Regions from separate parts of the Mus musculus genome. Here all the other regions are linked to region 2. A link is a loop called in an ENCODE intact Hi-C map of the cell type or tissue named here. Cell type or tissue: heart. All regions are shown on one strand. Region 1 overlaps Trub1 (TruB pseudouridine (psi) synthase family member 1). Region 2 overlaps Ablim1 (actin-binding LIM protein 1). Region 3 overlaps Ablim1 (actin-binding LIM protein 1). Region 4 overlaps Atrnl1 (attractin like 1).

Region 1 (5,000 bases), 320 kb before region 2:
CAGCGCACAGCGTCAGTGCCAGGACAGCACACCAGTCAGTCCCAGGACAGCACAACCCAGCATCAGTGCCAGGACAGCACAACCCAGCCTCAGTGCCAAGACAGCACAACTCAGTGTCAATGCCAGGACAGCACACCAGTCAGTCCCAGGACAGAACAACTCAGCAACAGTGCCAGGAGAACACACCAGTCAGTCCCAGGACAGCACACCAGTCAGTGCCAGGACAGCACACCAGCATCAGTGCCAGGCCAGCACACCAGTCAGTCCCAGGCCAGCACACCAGTCAGTCCCAGGCCAGCACACCAGTCAGTCCCAGGCCAGCACACCAGTCAGTCCCAGGCCAGCACACCAGTCAGTCCCAGGCCAGCACACCAGCATTAGTGCCAGGCCAGCACACCAGTCAGTCCCAGGCCAGCACACCAGTCAGTCCCAGGACAGCACACCAGCATTAGTGCCAGGCCAGCACACCAGTCAGTCCCAGGCCAGCACACCAGTCAGTCCCAGGACAGCACACCAGCATTAGTGCCAGGCCAGCACACCAGTCAGTCCCAGGCCAGCACACCAGTCAGTCCCAGGCCAGCACACCAGTCAGTCCCAGGCCAGCACACCAGCATTAGTGCCAGGCCAGCACACCAGTCAGTCCCAGGACAGCACACCAGTCAGTCCCAGGACAGCACACCAGTCAGTCCCAGGACAGCACACCAGCATTAGTGCCAGGCCAGCACACCAGTCAGTCCCAGGCCAGCACACCAGTCAGTCCCAGGACAGCACACCAGTCAGTCCCAGGCCAGCACACCAGTCAGTCCCAGGCCAGCACAACCCAGTGTCCATCCCAGGCCAGCACACCAGTCAGTCCCAGGCCAGCACAACCCAGTGTCCATCCCAGGCCAGCACACCAGTCAGTCCCAGGCCAGCACACCTGTCAGTGCCAGGCCAGCACACCAGTCAGTCCCAGGCCAGTACACCAGTCAGTGCCAGGCCAGCACACCAGTCAGTGCCAGGCCAGCACACCTGTCAGTCCTAGAAGAACGTGTATATACAATGTTTCTCTCCAGGAAATATATCAAAAACATAGTTTCCAAGCTTGATCTGGGGTTGGGAAGTGTCCCCTGGCACCCTCTGCCTGTATGGGAGCCCTGAACTCCAGAGTCCTACAGGAAGACAGTAGTGCACACAGTCCAGACACAGCAAACCAGGATGGTGATCCAGGGAAGAGTGGAGTACTTCCTATAATCCAAGTTCACAGATGCTAGGCATGCCCAAGCCTTTCAAAACGCAACAGTTTCACTCCTGGTGGGCTAACTGTTCTGCTCAGAATCAAACCTTTGCTCAAAGCTCCCTGCACACATAGGAGAGGCAATGGTGCCATGTGCTCTGTGATGCTGTGTGCTGTTGCTCTGTAGTGCTATGTGCTCTGTTCTGTGGTGCTGTGTGTGTGGTGCTCTGTGCTGCTGTATGCTGTAGTGCTGTGCTGTGGTGTTGTGGTGCTCTGTGGCCCTATGTTACTCTGTGGTGCTGTGTTGCTCTGTGGTGCTGTGGTGCTATGGTGTTGTGTTGCTCTGTGGTGCTGTGTGCTCTGGTGCTATGTGCTGTGGCATTATGGTGCTTTGTGGTGCTGTGTGCTCTGTGGTACTGTGTGCTGCCATGTTGGATGGTCTGTGGTACTGTGTGGTCTGAGGTACTGTGTGCTGCCATGTTGGATGGTCTGTGGTACTGTGTGGTCTGAGGTACTGTGTGCTGCCATGTTGGATGGTCTGTGGTGCTGTGTGCTCTATGGTACTGTGTGCTGCCATGTTGGATGGTCTGTGGTACTGTGTGGTCTAAGGTACTGTGTGCTGCCATGTTGGATGGTCTGTGGTACTGTGTGCTCTGTGGTACTGTGTGCTGCCATGTTGGATGGTCTGTGGTACTGTGGTCTGAGGTACTGTGTGCTGCCATGTTGGATGGTCTGTGGTGCTGTGTGCTCTGTGGTACTGTGTGCTGCCATGTTGGATGGTCTGTGGTACTGTGTGGTCTGAGGTACTGTGTGCTGTGGTGCTGTGCTCTGTGGTGCTTGTGCCCTGCACCATTCAAGGGCTTCGGGGAAGAAGGACTTGTAACCACGGTATAACTAGAACACTGCAATGTACAGTGAGGCACCAGGACTCAGCTAGCATTTCTGGTATTGAAGGAGAGAGTCATTAAACTTCCCTCACGTCTCTTACCCAGAACACCTTGCGCTGCACTGTCCAGCGTCCCTCCGTGTCCGACTTTCAATGTCTGCTTTTGCCTCTTGTTCCATTCTGGAGAAGGCATTCCAGCTTCTACAGGAGTAATCAGAATTTTTAAAAAAAGGTAATTACAAGTCAGGAGGAGCATGGGAGACAAGATAACCTATTCAAAAAACAAACAAAACATACAGGTATAAGGCTATGACCACATAACTAGCAAAAACAGGTTTTAGAATGTACAGTGGGCTCAGTGTGGTGGTGTACGCTTTTAAACAATGAGTTTGAGGCCAGGGTGGTTTACATACTGAGTCCCCATAGCCAAGGATATATGCTGAGACCCTGTCCCAAAACACAACAAAACTGTATAGCCACGCCTAGGAAGATAGCTCAGTTGGTAAACTGCTTGCCACTCAAGCATGAGGTTCTGAGGTCAATCCCCAGGACCCATGTTAAAGAAAAAGCTGGGGGTGGTGACATGCATTTATAATCCCTGATCTGAGACAGGGGCTTGGTGACATCTACTTAGTGAGTTCCAGGCCAGTGAAACACCTTGTCTCAAAAATTAATGTGGACAGAGGAATGACTCCTGAGGTTGACCTCTGGCCTCCACACATGTGTGAACACACACACACACATGAAGAGAGAAAGATTTCCTAAATTACAAAAGAACAGTATTTCAAAATTAGTGAAATAGAAACTGAACTCATTTTAAGAGAAACAATTAGGTATGTATGTATGTATGTATGTATGTATGTATCCATCTATATGTGTGTGGATCTATCTATATCTAGATGTGTATAGACAATCTCGTTACATGTATATCTGTAAACCATGTACATGCAGTGTCTAAGGAGGCCAGAAGAGGGCAGCAGAGTCCTGGGAACTAGAGTTCTAGATGGACATGAGACACCAAGTGGATGCTGCGAATTGAACCTGGGACCTCTGGAATATCAGCCCAATGTCCTTATCTGTGGAGCCATCTTTCCAGCCCCAAGAAAAACAAAAGTCTAAGTCAATATTTAAGCTAACTGGGTGACTTCTAGTGATATATCAATAGTTAGAAAGTAACAAAAAAGTTAGCTTTGGCATATGCAGCTAGTTTTAAGAGACCTCAGCTACAGTCTCTAAATGTCTGTGATTTCTTCTGTCCCTCCCTGGCGTCTACTAACTGGGAGCACATCTCATACAGGGCTATTTCTATCTACACCTAGTCCTCAGCTAGTTTTACTACTTGTCCACATGATCAAAACTTTCAATTCATTAAAGACGCTAATCTCAACAAGAGCTTAAGTGTCAGCTCAGAGCTGTTAGTTACCACTTGACTTCTGAAGCATTTAATAAAGAAAGAGAGGATTCCAACACTGCTTACATCACATCTCCATCATTACAGACGAGCTATACGACACCTGTCACAGCAATCCCCTGACCCTCAGCCTGTTAAACCTACTTTAAAACTATTGACACCAGGAGACAGAAAACAGCACACAATGAAAAGAGGGCAGGGCAGAGACAGAAGCCAGCTTAAACTCTCAGACGGGGCTGGAGAGATGGCTCAGAGGTTAATAAGTAGCACTGACTGCTCTTCCGGGGAGCCTGAGTTCAATTCCCAGCAACCACATGGGGGCTCACAACCATCTGCACTGCCTCCTTCTGGTGTGTCTGAAGACAGCAACAGTGTACTCACATAGATAAAATAAATAAATAAATCTTTACAACAGAACATTCAGATGGCTGTGCTGGGCCGCTCAACCTCACAGCCTGACTACCATGCCAGTGGTTCAGAGCCTTAAGATCGGGTGTACACTTGGACTCTAACATCACCAAACTTGGAGGAACGAGATCCCAGCACCGTGGGCCTGGACTTCAAACACTTCACCTTCCACTTGCAATGTATCATGGATCTCTGTCAGTGAACTTACAAAAGTACACTGGGGAACTCCGAGTTTTTAACTTGATATGCCTTAGTATAAAGGTCTCATAAATTCAGTCATCTTGTCTCTAACTCATTCACACTGTTGAAATTGTGTTCACTCTTGAATCGAATACTCAGATGGCTGTTTATGGATGACCATTTAAGGTCCTTTCTACCTATAAAAACCTAGCATGCTTCAGGCCTTGAAAGGTTCAAAGTCACGGAGAAGAGATTCTACAACGGGGGAAATCAATGTAAGGACGGGCAAGGAATGTTTTTGAAGAGGCTATGCCTCCTGGCTGAGCGAATCAGTGGTTGTCAAACCTGGATAGAACAGAATGCTATCTTTTAGAATCTTGCAGGGCGATTCTGACAGGTGCTTAGCCTGGGACTGGGAAAGCTCAATTAGCTAGTATGAATACGGAATCAACCAAACACAGGCACTGGGGAAGCCTGAGTTCGCTACTAGGGAATACGGAATTACCCAATCGCAGGCACTGGGGAAACTCTCTTAGCTAATATGAATACGGAATCGACCAATCACAGGCACTGGGGAAGCCTGAGTTCGCTAATAGGGAATACGGAATTACCCAATCGCAGGCACTGGGGAAACTCGCTTAGCTAATATGAATACGGAATCGACCAATCACAGGCATTGGGGAAGCTCGCTTAGCTAATATGAATACAGAATCGACCAATCACAGGCACTGGGGAAGCCTGAGTTCGCTAATAGGGAATACGGAATTACCCAGTCACAGGCACTGGGGAAACTCGCTTAGCTAATATGAATACGGAATTGACCAATCACAGACACTTCCCCAGTGGGAAGCTCGCTTAGCTAATATGAATACAGAATCGACCAATCACAGGCACTGGGG
Region 2 (5,000 bases):
TTTCTGACTTGGAGAATCATCCCAGCTACCACGCACCAACTTTCTATATTTACCAGCAGCTGCTTCAGAGATGTGGAAACAATTTTCTCAACCACTGAGAAGACACGAAGCTGGCAAGTAGGAGATGCTGTCCTTCATGGAAGAGCCTCGTTGGCCTGAGCAGAGGGAAGGGAGCGACCAGTAGGAACCTCTCTCTCACTGCCCCTTGTCCAGCTCCACTGCCTGATGTCAGGCTATGGCTTTGTCCAGAGAACAGGGGTTTTTGCTGTAGAGTGTACCAGAATACTCAAGCCAGCTGGTGTGGGGTGATAGTATCTTACCTAAGAGACTGAAGGCCTCTTGAGCTTCCCACTCATTCTTGCTCACTGGCTGGGCTCAGGCACCTGGGTCACCTGCTATGTTTTAGGGGAGGCACACTGGGCAGGGCATGCTGGGTCCCAGTGTTTTAGACATCACCTGTGAGAGAGTCCCCAGACTCAAAGAACTGAAGGCTACATGGCCGGCTACATGTCTGCACAGCCCCCGGCAGGGGATCAAAATGTTCCCTCCCCATCCCCCACCCCCAGGCTGTGTAGTAACTTCTTTCCCGGCTCTGTGACGCGTGGGCATCAGGGGCCAGGAGAGAGCAAGCTCGAGCTGAGATGAAGAAGCCCAGGGTTTAGTCTTAGCTCTGCTCCCTAACCAAGGAAGGAGAGAGGCCATTGGGTAGCTCACCTCTACCAGGTCTTGTGTTGTGCACAACCTTGGGATGCATCATAGCAGGTGGCATTATTGTCAGTAGCTCACACATGATGGGCTTCCTGCAGTGAACCACAGGCAACTCTGACAGCCTCCCTAAGTCCAGCCATCTCCATCTTTGAAATTTATTTTGCAACAACAACCAAAAAGAAAAACAAAACAAAACAAAACAAAACAAACAAAACAAAAATCCTTATTTGTCTTTCTTCAAACCATTGCTGCCACCTAGTGGTAATTATTAGAAACAATGGAAATTTTCAGTTCAACTTGAATTAAAGTTCCTTTTTTTTTTTTTTTTTTTTTTTTTTTTTTTTTTTTTTTTTTTTTTGAGGAAAGGACTTAAGAGGAAAAAAAAAATCAGAGTTTTCCAGGGTTTGGGGGAAGGAGGGCTGAGTAGGTAGAACTCAGTGTGTTCAACTCAGAGTGCTGAAGTTCTCCTGCTATTCAGCGTGATACTATAATCCCTGACGCCACTTTAAACCTTCCAAACACTAATCAGCTGTGGGTGTCAGCAAGGCTCCGGTGGTCGATATCAAGAGTGGCGGAGGCTGAGCATGTGGGAAGTGGGAAATCTCTGCACTCTCGATTTTCCTGTGAACTTAGAACTTAGAGTATATTCCTTTTTAAGATGGACCGCTATAGAGTGCGGTAGGTGTGGATGTACATATATGTGTGCACGTGTGTGAGTTTGTATATGTGTGTGTGTGTGTACACAGAGGTCAATGTTGGGTGTCTTCCTCTATAGCTCTCAAATACAGTTTTGAGACCAGATCTCTAGCAGAGCCAGGAGCTTACCAATTGGATGGACTGGCTGGCCAGCAAGTCCCTGGGATCTGTCTGTCTGTCTGTCTCTTTCCCTGTCCCCCTAGCCAGGGTTATAGATGGACACTTCCCACACTGGCCTTTTGTAAGGGTTGTTCTGACCCAATGCTAGCATGGCAGGCATGCTGATCAAGACATCTCCACAGCCCCGACTGCTTTTTAAAACTGCCCATTAGCCTTACCCTCCCTCCGTACTGTGGCCTTTCCATTTGAAGACTGTGATTTAAAGGGCGTGCTGTGGCTTTCCATAGAACATTGCCACACGTAAGATTTAAATATTTATGATGACATATCGGGCATTTGAGAAAACATCTATTATTAACTTTAGGACTGTCTTTTCTCACAGCTTAGAATGGCCCATACAAATTCTTATCCAGTGGCTAGCGAGATGGCTCAGGATTAGAACCACATAAGGATCTTGCAAAGGACTCAGGTTTGGTTCTCAGTACCTGTATGAGGAACTCCAGGTCCAGGGGATACCATGGGCCCCACATGTACCTGTACATACATGGTACACATAAACTCAGCTAGGTACTCACATGCACAGAAGTAAAACAAAAATCTCTAAATAAGGACATTCTCACCCTACTACTCAGAACTTATATTTTTAACTCTTTGGATACATATTTTTGATTTTTCACATTCTAGTGGTTTTAAAAAAAAATCAAACAACTGGATCATGTGAAGAGACAGATAAAGCCCTCCTCCACAGGGGGCCGGTTTCTTAAGGGTTTCTTCTGGGTTTCTCCAGAAACATTCTATTCTGGGAGGAGAACACCAGTGTTCTTTTTAAAGTACATTTAGTTAGAACGCACACACACACGGTGGGGGGGGGGGGTTGTTGCAAATGTATTTCTACAGTAAAATTTTGGGCATGAGTTGTTGGGTCTAAAGCCAAGTTAACAGCTGCTGACCAAGATGCCCAAGAACAAAAGAAACAGGCTATGTTAAGATGCTGAGGCAGAGAGGAGCCACAGCCATCTCTGGATGGATTTTCAGAGTGTGTTCAAGGTTGAGGTTTGTGCTGGGTCACTCCAGCGGGACAGGTTGGTGACTCAGGTCTGGTACGAGAAGAGAAGCTGGTCTAGAAGTGCCCTTTCCAAAGAGACAGTTACAAATGTGGCCAGAAGAGGGGGCTGTCCTGTCACTTTGTACGTGGGACACTGTGTCTGTCTTAGTCTAAACATGGCCGCTGAGTGGCCTTGCCTGGATGCTGCTCTTTTCTGTTAGCCTTGTTTGTTAGGGCGCAGTGGCCACTGCCGGCTGGTGGCGTTTGCTCTTGTTTCCTCAGACACAGGGATTTTGAATGGTTGTAGGGTTGATGTTAATTTCAGTGAACTCCCCGCTTTTATGTGTCTCTGCGTTAACACACATGTATTCTGCTTCCCTGACCCCATGGCGTGTGCTATAATCCACATGATCTCAGCACCTTTAGAAACAGCAAGTATTACTCAAGGGCTACTTTGACAGGCAAAATCGTGGTGCAGGACCAGGCCAGCTAACTCCGGCGTCCATAGTCTGCTACATTGTGATGGTCAGCATTGATTGACAGCTTGACAGGATCTAGAACCCACAGGAAGACACAACTCTGGGCATGACTATGAGGGACTCTCTAGATTGGGTTGACAAAGGTGTGAAGACCCTCCCTAGTTCGTCGCCTGGGTCCCTAAGTAACATAAGAAGTCAGTGAGCTGAGCCTCCATCTCTCTCTGCCCCCTGACTGCCATGCAGTGTGACCAGTTACCACACCCTCAGGTGTGGGGAGCGGGTGTGGCGGCAGTCCCAAAGGCGCCAGGGACTGCAGCTAAGTCATATGACTTGCACCTGACTTCCTCATATAAGACACAAACATCTTGAGTGCTGCGCAGGTGTACCAGGATTCAGGTGAATCCAATTTGGTGGAGATTTGCCCCTGCTGCACTGATTAGCTGAAGCTGCGTGCCTGGCGAGGGGGCGTGGCCTGCTGTGCGTGGATGGGAACTGAGAGTATATAAGAGTGAGAGGCCCGGGTTAGAGGGAGGATTATTATTCGAGAGAGGATTACTATTAGTGGGGGAGATATAAAAACAAGGGAGATATAAAAACAAGGGAGATATAAACAGGGGAGATATAAACAAGGGAGATATATAAACAAGGGAGATATAAACAGGGGAGATATATGGAGAAAGAAGAAACAGGACTGAATAAACGTGTGCAGAAGGATCCTGTAGCAGCGTCGTTCTTCCTGGCCTGTTGAGCGCGCGCAAGACTCAGGATTAAGCCTTGCTCTTGTGAGCTGCCATTTCCTGGGCTTCTTGTCACAGCACCGAGAGAAGTAACTAACACTCGTGCCTTCCAGGAATCTGTCAAGGACAGATGAAAGCTAAGGAATTAAGTCATTTAACCAATAGTGGAAAGGCTGGCTTGGGTAGATAAGGAAGTAGAATTTCATTACAGATTTGAGAATGACGGACAGTGCTCCTAAAACCACCCACAGAGATGAGGGGGGAGGGGCTCCCAGTACGTGTGCTTATCGGCTTCACATGTGTCCTCAATTAAATAAAAGCCTGCGAGTGCTTGCTTAACGTCCTAGCCAAGATGCCATAATTAAATAGTCTCTAGGCCAACTGGACCCCAAAGGGTGCCTAACTCCTGAGGAGCCAGCTAGGAGATGAAGGACATTCATCATCTGCTGAGATCCACTGAGGTCTGAGCAGCTGCCTGGCCACGTGAGGACAGGTCCTGAGGGATTTAGTGGAGAAGATCTTATATAGGGAAATGAGACCTTAGTCAAGAGCCGCACCGTGGGTCCCGGGGACCGCTCCTCCTCAGGTTTTTCCAGGGAAATGGCAGTAACCGTGGGCTGCTGCTCTCTTCCAGACTGCGCCGGCTGTGGAAGGGACATTAAGAACGGACAGGCGCTGCTAGCTCTGGACAAGCAGTGGCATTTGGGCTGCTTCAAGTGCAAGTCCTGTGGGAAGGTCCTCACCGGCGAGTACATCAGCAAGTAAGTCTGGGTCAGAAGGGCTGGGGTACCGGCTCTGCAGAAAGGCTGGGGTACCCGCTCTGCTTTCCAGGGTCGCCCCCCTCCCTCGAGCATGCCAGAGCACATTCATTCCGTCTTGCATCAGTATGAACAATTTGCCATAACATTTATTGAAATAGCTTCATTGTTCCACTTTTGCCATGCCGTGGCTGCTGTAAACTTAATGGCCTATTAACGGTGCCCCAATCTAATAATTAACAAAGCAGTATACCCGACTGTGTAATCAGTTAAGCACCTCGCCATGTCTCCTTTGCTATTTCTGGTTTTTTTATGTGATGCTAACGTAGTTTTCTTCTCTGGGGCTTTAGACATCCCCGCAAAACACATGTTATCTAGGTACCAAGCCTGGCAAGACCAGAGCCACCAAATAGCCTGTCAGGGTGAAGGTTCATGTTGCAGTCAGAGAGCGCTGGTA
Region 3 (5,000 bases), 70 kb after region 2:
GGCTGTTCAGAAGTCTGACAGGCCACTCGCTGTTTATTTTGCAGCCCACCAGGACCTCCTCTGAAAGTATCTATTCTAGACCAGGCTCCAGCATCCCTGGTTCACCAGGCCATACTATCTATGTAAGTATCACTTCCAGAAGGGACACTTGGGGGAGCAGGTGGGTCTGGGATTAGAACCATCGGATGGAGAAGCCAAGAAAGGAAGCTGATCCCCTGGGATCCTGTTAGAAGATCCCAAAGGTGCAGTCACATGGTATAGATAGAGCTTAAAAGCTTGTTGCACCTAACATGTGTGCAGATATTTGGGGGATTAACTGCCCATTTTATAATGCTGCTGCTGATGTTATTAAATTCTGCCACAAAGATATTTACATATTTAGTTTATTCAATATACAGTACTTATATTTAGCTATCTGAAAAGATTTATTGACCATCTCTTTGAGTTTTTTCTCTGTGTTGAGAAACTATTCTGAAGGTTGAAATATTTCTTTATTCACTAAATTCTATACACGCCCATTCTAAGCCATTGATGATATTTTATTTTTAAGCGTGATTAATAGACGCGTTGATTAATAGGGGCATTGATCCTTCCTAAAGGATGTGACATCACGCAGCAAGGCGTTTGGCTTGGTTTAAGAATCCCATTTTAAGCAAGGCCGTAAATGGCACTGAGGATAATTTCTCGACAAACTGAAATAGAGGATTAACTTTTCTCGCTGTTTAACTCTGCCAGGCAAAAGTAGACAATGAAATCCTGGATTACAAGGATTTAGCAGCCATCCCCAAGGTCAAGGCGATCTATGACATCGAGCGTCCAGATCTCATTACCTATGAGCCTTTCTACACATCAGGCTATGAGGACAAGCAGGAGAGACAGAGCCTTGGAGAGGTAATGGATTCCCAGGGATTGCAAACAATATGGCCATCCAGTGTCCCGTTTCACTCACCTCTAATAAGAACCACTGTTTGGGACTAAGCTATGTCAGACTTTGCCGACACTCTGAAGGGCTCTGTACCTGGTGATGTGAGGGACTCAGAACCTATCCCATGACCTCCTAAACGAGGGTACAGAGAGGTAAGAAATTAGCCGTTTGGGCCTGAGGTTGCATGCGTGTGCGTGCGTGCGTGCGTGCGTGCGTGCGTGTGTGTGTGTGTGTTGGGGGCAGGTTGTTAAGGGAAGGAGGTCATACATAGGGTATCTTGGACTTCAGATAACTTGGAAGTACATTTCTAGGGATCATGAGATGTAAGACCTCACCCTTAAATTTAAGCAGCTTCAGTTTCTGACATGTTAATGGAGGATGAATGGAGGGGAAGGCGGTATGGCTGAGCAGATAGCTGGGGTTCCTTGAATGGATTACTGGGTTTCAACCGAAGGTGTTAGCACATGCTGGTTTCGATTGTCATGTGACAGTCACCGTGATCCCAGTCCCTTCATCGGGAAAATAGGGTAATGACAATCAGCTCCTTGGAGATGCTTATATGGATTCAAGAAACTGAAGAGCAACGAGGAGGGGCAGACTTGCACATGCTCAGTGAGGAGGGGCAAACTTGCACATGCTCAGTGAGGAGGGGCAAACTTGCACATGCTCAGTGTGGCTGTGGCCCCTGCTGTGGCCCTGTCTACGGCTCACTACAGCTCAGTGTGCAGGCCTGACCCTCTGCTGGGCCAGAGTTTCTCAGCCTAGAGGGCTCTCTCCCCTGTGCTAGCTCCTAGGGTTAGAGGTTACCTACTGCCACCTCGCACCCTGACCATACGCTGTTTCCCTCAGCTCCTTCAATTTATTCTAATTTTCTCACTTACCATTTTGTTTGTTTGGTTGGTTGGTTGGGTTTTCAAGGCGAGGTTTCTCTGTGTGCTTTTGTTGTCCTATAACTGGCTTTGTAGACCAGGCTGGCCTCGAACTCATGGGGATATGCCTGCTGGGATTAGAGGTGTGTGCCATACACCCAGCCCCTTTATTTATTTTCATTGTTATTACAGCTTGACCCTGGAGACTGACAGACCATGCTTTCTCACTGCACGCCCTTTCTGTCTTATTCATTATTTAAGTTGGAGTCATCTGTAACCTGATTGGACTCCATTCAGAGAAATATTATCAAGTAGTGGACTTAACTGGGCCCTCCAGCCAAGGCCAGAGAAGATTGTAGACTGTAGCATCCCACGGTGCCTAGACTTGCATAAGACGAACCAAACACTTGAGGCACATATGTCATGCTAGACTTTGGGATACAGCAGGAGCTTGGAAAATCCTGTCTCAACACCGCTCCCTCAAAAGGCATGAAAATGTGATGCTGGCTTTGATTTGTTCCCAGTTATGCACACTAGTATTTATTGTTTTATAGCAATTTTGTGTATTTATAATTATTCCTCTTCTTGCTGATTCCCAATCTGGGTTTTATTCTAGAACACAGCCTGCATTAAGGTCCCCAGTCTGGCAAGGGACTTGCATTTTTCCCATAGTGCCATCTGGTGGTTTGCTTGCTGCACTGCATCTACAGACGGTTAATTGTCCTGGGCTGTTAGCTACCACTGGATTTCAGAATTTCAGAGGTCAGGGTAACTTTCTGAACAAAGTACATAAAGACTGGCCTTCGAGTCATTGCTCAGGTGTCTTTTTTAAAGTTCAAGACATATATGCAAAAGGGAAATGTTGGCTTTTCGTGGTTTTAAAGGTGCATGTGTGCTGTGTGTACTTTCTTGGGTGGTGTGTGTGTGTGTCTATTATTATTGTTGTGTGTTATTGTTTTGTATTCTTCCAGTACCTTCCTCTGGAGTAGCAAAATATCAAGCAGAAATTTGGCTTGGAAATGAAGTTTAGGTCACTTAAAATCTGACTGCGCCACCTACCTACTAACTCAGGACTTGGAAAGTAAATGTGCCAGTTTGTCTATAAGGAATGAGATCATTAGATTAGACCAATATCTGACATCCAACAAAAATGCTAACATCCCACCTCTTCTCACAGTCCACTGGTATGTGCCAGCGTAGTCGTGGCCTGTGGCTTTCTTTGTTCATAGAGGATGCCCCTTTGGGACAGAAATTAGATACATTAATAAACTTCCTTTGAATGCATGTATCTTGTCACCAAATAAACACTACAAGCTATTCTATTACTACTTCTATCAGTTATGACACTTATTTTGTAGAACCATGAGTTATTTTAAAGACACGGAAGGGATGGGGAGGTAGCTCAGCCGGTGAAGTGCTTGTCACAAAACCTGAAGACTAAGGTCAATTCCCAGAACACAGTTCCCAGTTTGGCAGCATGTTCCTGCCATGTTGGTGCTGGGTGGTGGAAACAGAAGGATTCCTGGGGTCTGCTGTCCAGCAAGTGTGACCTAGTGAGCTGCAGGTCTATCAAGAACGGTCTCAAAAAAATAAATTAATTGAAAGAGACGCTTGACATTGACCTCTGGCCTACTCATACGCACTTGCATGGGTGTATACACTTACATACTCACATGCATGCATGTACACACACATGCACACATGTATACACACAAGTCATACACACATTCATGCATGTACACACACTCACATATGCACGCATGTATATACACACAAGTCACACACATGCATGTATATACTCAGACACTCACACACATGCATGTGTACACACAAGTCATGCGCATGCATGCATGTATACACTCAGATACTCAAACACATACATGTATGTATACACACAAGTCATACACAACATTCATGCACACATGTATAGACACAAGTCACACACACACACACATACACGCATGCATGTATACACAGAGACACACACATAATACTTTAAAGTAAACTTAAAATTTGATATAATTATTGGCATATTTGGAAAGTATATGAGTGGATGGATCAAGCTAACCATTGGCAAGGTCATGCCTAGCTTCTTCTCTCTAGGAAGGCCATCCTTACCCATCAAAGCTTTGAGCCCTAGCGATAGGCTATAGCTCCTGAGGACCATAAGGAAGCTTGGTGAGTAAGGTAGTCTGTCAGCTTACTAATAACATAGGAGAGGACAAATCCTAAAAGCAAGAGGTGCTCCCTCTGAAATCCTCTTTATAGTGCTAGTTAAAGGCCTTTTGGATTCAATTGTAAACATTTCACTCACTACAAAACTCACTCGACTCTTGTCACTGGGAACACGTGGTTGTAGACAGTCAAGCTGGAGCCAGTCAGCAAAGAAGCAGATATGCACTGAAATGTTAGGGAAGTTAGGGTAGCAAGGGGAAGTGTGAATGGGAGGTCATGAGAGGTGTGAAGGAAAGTGTGAACAGGGGGTCATAGGAGGTGGAAAGGAAAGTGTAAATGGGGGTGGGGTGTCATGGGAGGTGGGAAGGAAAGTGTGAATGGGGACTCATGGGTGGTGTGAAGGAAAGTATGAATGAGGGGTCATAGAAGATGTGAAGTAAAGTGTGAATGGGGGTCACAGGAGGTGTGAAGGAAAGTGTGAACAGGGGGTCATAAGAGGTAGGAAGGAAAGTGTAAATGAGAGGTGATGGGAGGTGTGAAGGAAAGTGTGAACAGGGGGTTCACAGGAGGTGTGTAGGAAAGTCTGAACTGGGAATCACAGGAAGTTAGTGTGATGATGGAAACTGTGAACAGAGGGATGGCAGGAAGTTATTGCAACAGTGGAAAGTGTGAATGGAGATCATGAGGTGTGAAGGGAGTTTGAACCCAGACTTCACTAGAGTTGAGTGAGCTCTGAAGCTGTCTAAAAAGCACTGGCGGCAGCGGAGATGCTAGTGCCAAGTTCCTGGGGTGAAAGCACTTCACCTATTGATAACAGAAGTCAACCCAAAAACAACAGACAGTGGAGGTAGGTGATGTGAGGGTCATCACAGTCCTACCAAACTATCTTACAGTAATTTCTGCGGTTCTGAATTAGCAAACTTCTGCATTTCCTTAGCTGTTTAACACACAGTTATATCATAAACACAGTCAGATATGGAAGGGAAGGAGTTCCAACCAGTCCAACAATACAGTCATTAAAGTCATGCTTC
Region 4 (5,000 bases), 510 kb before region 2:
CCAAGTCTAGCCTACTTATGAGCTCCAGTTCAGGAAGAGAGCTCCCCTCGCCCACCGCAACGAATAAAGTACATAGCAATCTCAGAAGACACCCAGGGTCAGCCTCTTGCCCTCCACACATAGACATGCACATACCATATGCGCACATGCATACACCACATACAAACAGAATCGTACGAATGAATACATTTTAATACTTTATAGAGTTGTCATCCTAGGACCCAGACAAATGTCAATGTATCTTTCTAAAGAAGATGAAATTAATAACTAGACAGGTTAGTTGACTTACCGAAAATAAGCCTGTGAGCTGGGATGATTTCTTAATAAATTGAAGTGACTATAAGAATCATCCACTCTAAGAATCAGCACATTACAGGCTGAATGCTTGTTTGGGTTTACCAAAATTGCTAGATATAAGCCCTAAACCCTAATGTGATGGATGAGAAAGTGTGCGAGATGCACACGCATGTGTTCTTGCCATAGCTCTGACAGAGGAAAACACAGCAAGAAGGCAACCAAGATAACCCTCCCCAGAACCTGGTTTTTCTCATTTCTAATCTAAGACCTCCAACCTCCAGAAGCACTAATGGGCGGTGGGTGTTTTGGTTACTAGAGCTGTCGGCATCGGCCAGAGAAATATCAGAGTGAGCTAGTTTGTATATGTACACATGGCACTCCTTTGCACATCCCACTGACCATGGTATCCACACTGGCTGTAAGGTTAGACTAGAAATACAGTATGTAGCTGCCAGATCTAAAACTCAGTGAGCTCTGTTTGCAAAAAGGAATTCATCAATGCTGGAAAGACACTGGTCTCTTCCAAACAGCACCACAACTTCCCTTCTGCTCAATCAAGTTTTAAATACTTATGTTGCTCTAACAAAAGCCCAAGGATTCAGAAAGTCACATAAAGGAAAAAACTGAAAGCCACTTGGATTGAGGCAGTTGCTATAGCATATTGCCACATCTTGGAGGCCCCTGAGAAACTGATTATTCTTTACACGTGAACATAAAGTAAATTTTTTATGTTTTGATTTTTATTTAGTTTTAAAATATCTTCTTTATCCAATTATTACAGATAAACTTAAGAGATAAACGTTTTCCAAAACACCTTTTTCCTAATGTGATTTAATATTTGAAAAATTCTATACATTCAAGGGTCTATGATAGATCACCAAAAGTTTGAGGCCAGCCTGAGCTACATTGTGAATCCTGTTCCAAAAGATACATAAAATTAAAAGAAATGATATTACATTAAAAATACCTGAAGGAACCGAGAGGTCCTAATGAATCAACAGAGAAACTGCAGTACATCCACACAATGAACATTGCTCATTCTACAAATAAATGGGCTGCAAGTCACTGGAGCACAGGAGAGAAACTTTAACACAGAATGCCAAGTAAAAGAAGGTACCCCTTAACCCTACATGCTACATAGTTTCTGCTACAGTCACCCATCACAGAACAATGTTGCCATCAACAACAGACCACATATGTACAACATGGTATCAATGATTGTATCACTTAAGGAGAGCACACCCATCTTCACTTGTGCACTACTAAACCGCATAAACTTCTCAGAATACACCAAGAGTGCCATAGAGACTCCATATCACATTCAGAAGAGCCAAAACTACGGAGACAGAAGAAGGTCACTGGCTGCTGACAGCTGAGGGAAGGACCTATGACGAGGCGGAGTACAGGGTGTGAGAAACGCTTCTGCGCTATACTGTAAGGTGGGTGGATGCCATGGTACCTTTAACCAATACAACTCTAATATAAACCATGACTTTAGGTAGCAGTGATCTATTGATGTAGGTTCGCCAGTTTTAACAGGCACACCATTCATTCTGGCAAATGTTGTTAGGGAGAGCTATGCTAATGTGGGGGAAGGCTTTCTGTATCTTTTGCTCAGCTCTGTTATGCTGAGTCACAGAACTAGATGAGTCTCGTGTGGAAAGCACTGTATATAAGCCATATTTGACTTCTCTAGCTGAACTTTAAATGCCATTTATCTACAACTATCACTATGGAAAATGAAAAGATTTTAGTTTAAAATTTTAAGTTGGAAAAAGCCTCAAAGCACTTTCTGAGGACACAAAATTGGCAAGTGATTAACTAACTTAAAATACACAGCCCCACTACTAATAAACACTTGAGAATTTACACTTGTCATAACCATAAATAATATATTATCAATAATAAAAGCCCTTTTGCAGGAAATCACTGCTATAGTGTGCCTGTGTGGTTCTTAGGTCAGCGAGAACTGCTCCAACTGCTGTCGTGTGTTTAATACGCCTCTGGATTATGTAATGTGTGCATCAAAGTTCCCTCTGTCAAAAAGTACTATATTAGCACAAAGATGCTTCTCTGCAAACGGAACCAGCAAATTAGACCTGAAGAGATGATTCCAGATAACTATACGTATCCTTTAGTTTGTCTCCACAATGAGAAATATATGACTTAATATGCTTAAGAAACCCAAAACTCTTCAATGTGTTTTAAAGCTAATCTTTAATGACAGACAGAAGATTTTAGAATTCTTTTCAAGGAATCTGACTTTTACAGCAAGCAGCTAAACTTTTATTTATTGAAATAGTCTCTGTCCTTTTTTTAAAATAGCCACAAGGGGTCAGTCTTTCCTAAGAAAAACATTTTAAGCACTCCTATAACTGTAAAACTGAATTTACTTTTTGCAGTACAGTATGTTACCAATTATGAGGTAAATTTGAAGACACCACAGAGTAAGTCTGGTGACGTCATCCAGGCTCTGAGGAGTCAACAAAAAGAGTACAGAGGATTATAACGATCACATGCCTCCAATTTTAAGTTTAACCTGTAACTTCACTTAATCTCTAAAACAGCATGTAGACAGGTCTTTCCCAACTTTATTTATGAAAATGCAGATGCTAAGAACTTAACTGTTAACCTAAACATACCATCCCCAGCCCCCGCAAAAAAGCCAAAAAACAAAAACACCTGAGTATTGGGTGTGCAAACTAAATCAATGCGTGTAGCATTGCACCCACCATCTCCACGTGGCCACTAGCCACCCTCAGCCGCCCACATGCCAACCCCACGCCATCCCCGGCCAACCCCGCACCATCCCCAGCCATCCCCGCATCATCCCCGGCCAACCCCACGCCATTCCCGGCCAACCCCGCATCATCCCCGGCCAAACCCGTACCATCCCGGCCATCCCCGCGCCAACCCCGCACCAACCCCATGCCATCCCAGCGCCGCCTTACCTTGCCAACTATCGTTGCAGACACAGAGTTTCTCTCCTGTTAGGTCACAGTAGCCATGATCTGGACTCCCACAATTGGCTTTACAGTAAGGAATGTCACATGCTTCCCCTTTCCAGTATTTGTCGCATTCACAATACACTTGACTTGCAACAGAGACACTGGTTGTACACTTTCCATGACCAGAGCAGTTGTTAGGACAGGAATTGATCCTGCAAAACATAATTCGCGGGCTCAGATACCATTCGTATATTGCCTGCCTCGGCCTCCCAGGTCCCAGCTGTCATTCCATCTCCTCCACGCCTCTCAGCTCACTGTTACTTATGCTGCGCGTCTTAGTTCATTCACAAGATGTCTTCTGCTAACAAAACTCTGATTTCAAGGGCTCCCCTCAACGTCTGAAGCACCTGCACAATTCCAAGTGTGATGTTTTGGTTTCTTTTTGTTTGTTTGTTTTGTTTTTTTGTTTTTTGGGTTTTTTTTGTTTGTTTTTTTTTTGTTTTTTGTTTTTTTTTTTTGTTTTTCGGTTTTTCGAGACAGGGTTTCTCTGTATAGCCCTGGCTGTCCTGGAACTCACTGTGTAGACCAAGCTGGCCTCAAACTCAGAAATCCACCTGCCTCTGCCTCCCGAGTGCTGGGATTAAAGGTGTGCCCCACCACGCCCGGCTCCAAGCGTGATGTTTATAGAGACGTAAATAAATATTCTGAATAGATATGTTAAGGAGAGATATTTTGAACTCCTAAAACTTAAGAGAACCAAGAACTTACTTAGTTCTAGCACCTTAAGACACAGGCCACCACTTACACAGTCACAGAAGACATGTTTTAATGCCCGTGACTGCCTCTATTCTGCTATACATATACTTCCAATGTGTACACATCTGGATACATTATATGTAGTATGACGAGATCCCATAATAAACCACTGATTCAGAAGTATTTCAAATACTTTATTCCTGAAGAAAAATTTTCCCATTAGCAATTTCTATCTTCTTAAAGAAAAGAAAAAAATGACAAATGACTCCTGTGGCTATGTCTCTAGAAGCATCTGAGAGCACCTCTCATTACTTTACCCCTGGACTTCTAGATATAAAAGGGTTTTAATGAAATCAAATGTGGTAAGGGACTAGAGAGATGGTTCAGTGGTTAAGAGCAATGGCTATTCTTCTAGGGTACACAGGTTCAATATCCAGCACCCACATAGAGGCTTACAACTGTCTGTAACTCCAGTTCTGGGGGTGCAATATCTTCTTTTGGCCTCTACAAACACTAGGCATGCATGTGATACATAGACACACACATACACAACACCCATGCATGTGATACATAGACACACACACACACACAACACCCATGCATGTGATACACAGATTCACACACACACACCCCACCCCATCCATGTGCATTAAGAAAATTAATTTAAAATATTTTAAGTAGAAATAAATGTTGAACAAAATCAAAGGGAATACAAACTCCTGAATAAACTCAGAAGCTACAAATAGCTGAATAAAATATGAAGCCGATGTAAGACTTCAGCAAAAAGATAAAAATATTGGAAAAATGAATTAGAAATTGTGGAATGGAAAACTCAAGGAGTTAATTTAAAAATGTAGGCGAATAGGAAAACCTTGCCGATAGATCAGGTAAAGTACCACAGCAGCAGGGCTTAAAGATGAGGTGGCAGACATAAAACACTCAGAACCGTGAAGCACCTACGAACACAGCGTGCAAGGCCTGTAGGACAGACACCACTTT

What was found. A loop is a pair of places that touch in the nucleus more often than their neighbours do. Peaks named below come from ENCODE experiments on the same cell type or tissue, not always from the same donor. Only the 100,000 strongest peaks of a DNase experiment are listed, where the experiment ranks them.
Region 1: a loop joins it to region 2, with 2.3 times the contacts of the local background. A loop is called at or near these places in 2 of 42 quality-filtered maps.
Region 3: a loop joins it to region 2, with 11 times the contacts of the local background. A loop is called at or near these places in 32 of 42 quality-filtered maps.
Region 4: it touches region 2 in a loop (2.6-fold over the local background); 2 of 42 quality-filtered maps call a loop at or near these places.

The regions. Positions count from the first base shown.
Region 1 is chr19:57,455,393-57,460,392 of GRCm38, reverse strand. It overlaps Trub1 (TruB pseudouridine (psi) synthase family member 1), which reads right to left. Exons shown (of 8, transcript NM_028115.3): 2 at 2,205-2,303. Among named protein-coding and RNA genes, the nearest start is that of Trub1, 5.0 kb to the right of the region's middle. In heart, a CTCF peak has its summit at 3,071 (motif pointing right); no DNase peak of the experiment used is centred here.
Region 2 is chr19:57,134,128-57,139,127 of GRCm38, reverse strand. It overlaps Ablim1 (actin-binding LIM protein 1), which reads left to right. Exons shown (of 26, transcript NM_178688.4): 5 at 4,420-4,546. Among named protein-coding and RNA genes, the nearest start is that of Ablim1, 79 kb to the left of the region's middle. In heart, CTCF peaks have their summits at 961 (motif pointing left) and 2,682 (motif pointing right); DNase peaks (open chromatin) are centred at 497, 2,687 and 4,217; H3K27ac peaks cover 654 bases.
Region 3 is chr19:57,063,982-57,068,981 of GRCm38, reverse strand. Ablim1 (actin-binding LIM protein 1) reads left to right here. Exons shown (of 26, transcript NM_178688.4): 11 at 45-122; 12 at 736-891. Among named protein-coding and RNA genes, the nearest start is that of Afap1l2, 58 kb to the right of the region's middle. In heart, a CTCF peak has its summit at 2,473 (motif pointing left); DNase peaks (open chromatin) are centred at 1,661 and 2,481; H3K27ac peaks cover 40 bases.
Region 4 is chr19:57,640,877-57,645,876 of GRCm38, reverse strand. Atrnl1 (attractin like 1) reads right to left here. Exons shown (of 29, transcript NM_181415.4): 5 at 3,249-3,457. Among named protein-coding and RNA genes, the nearest start is that of Atrnl1, 32 kb to the right of the region's middle. In heart, a CTCF peak has its summit at 2,621 (motif pointing right); no DNase peak of the experiment used is centred here.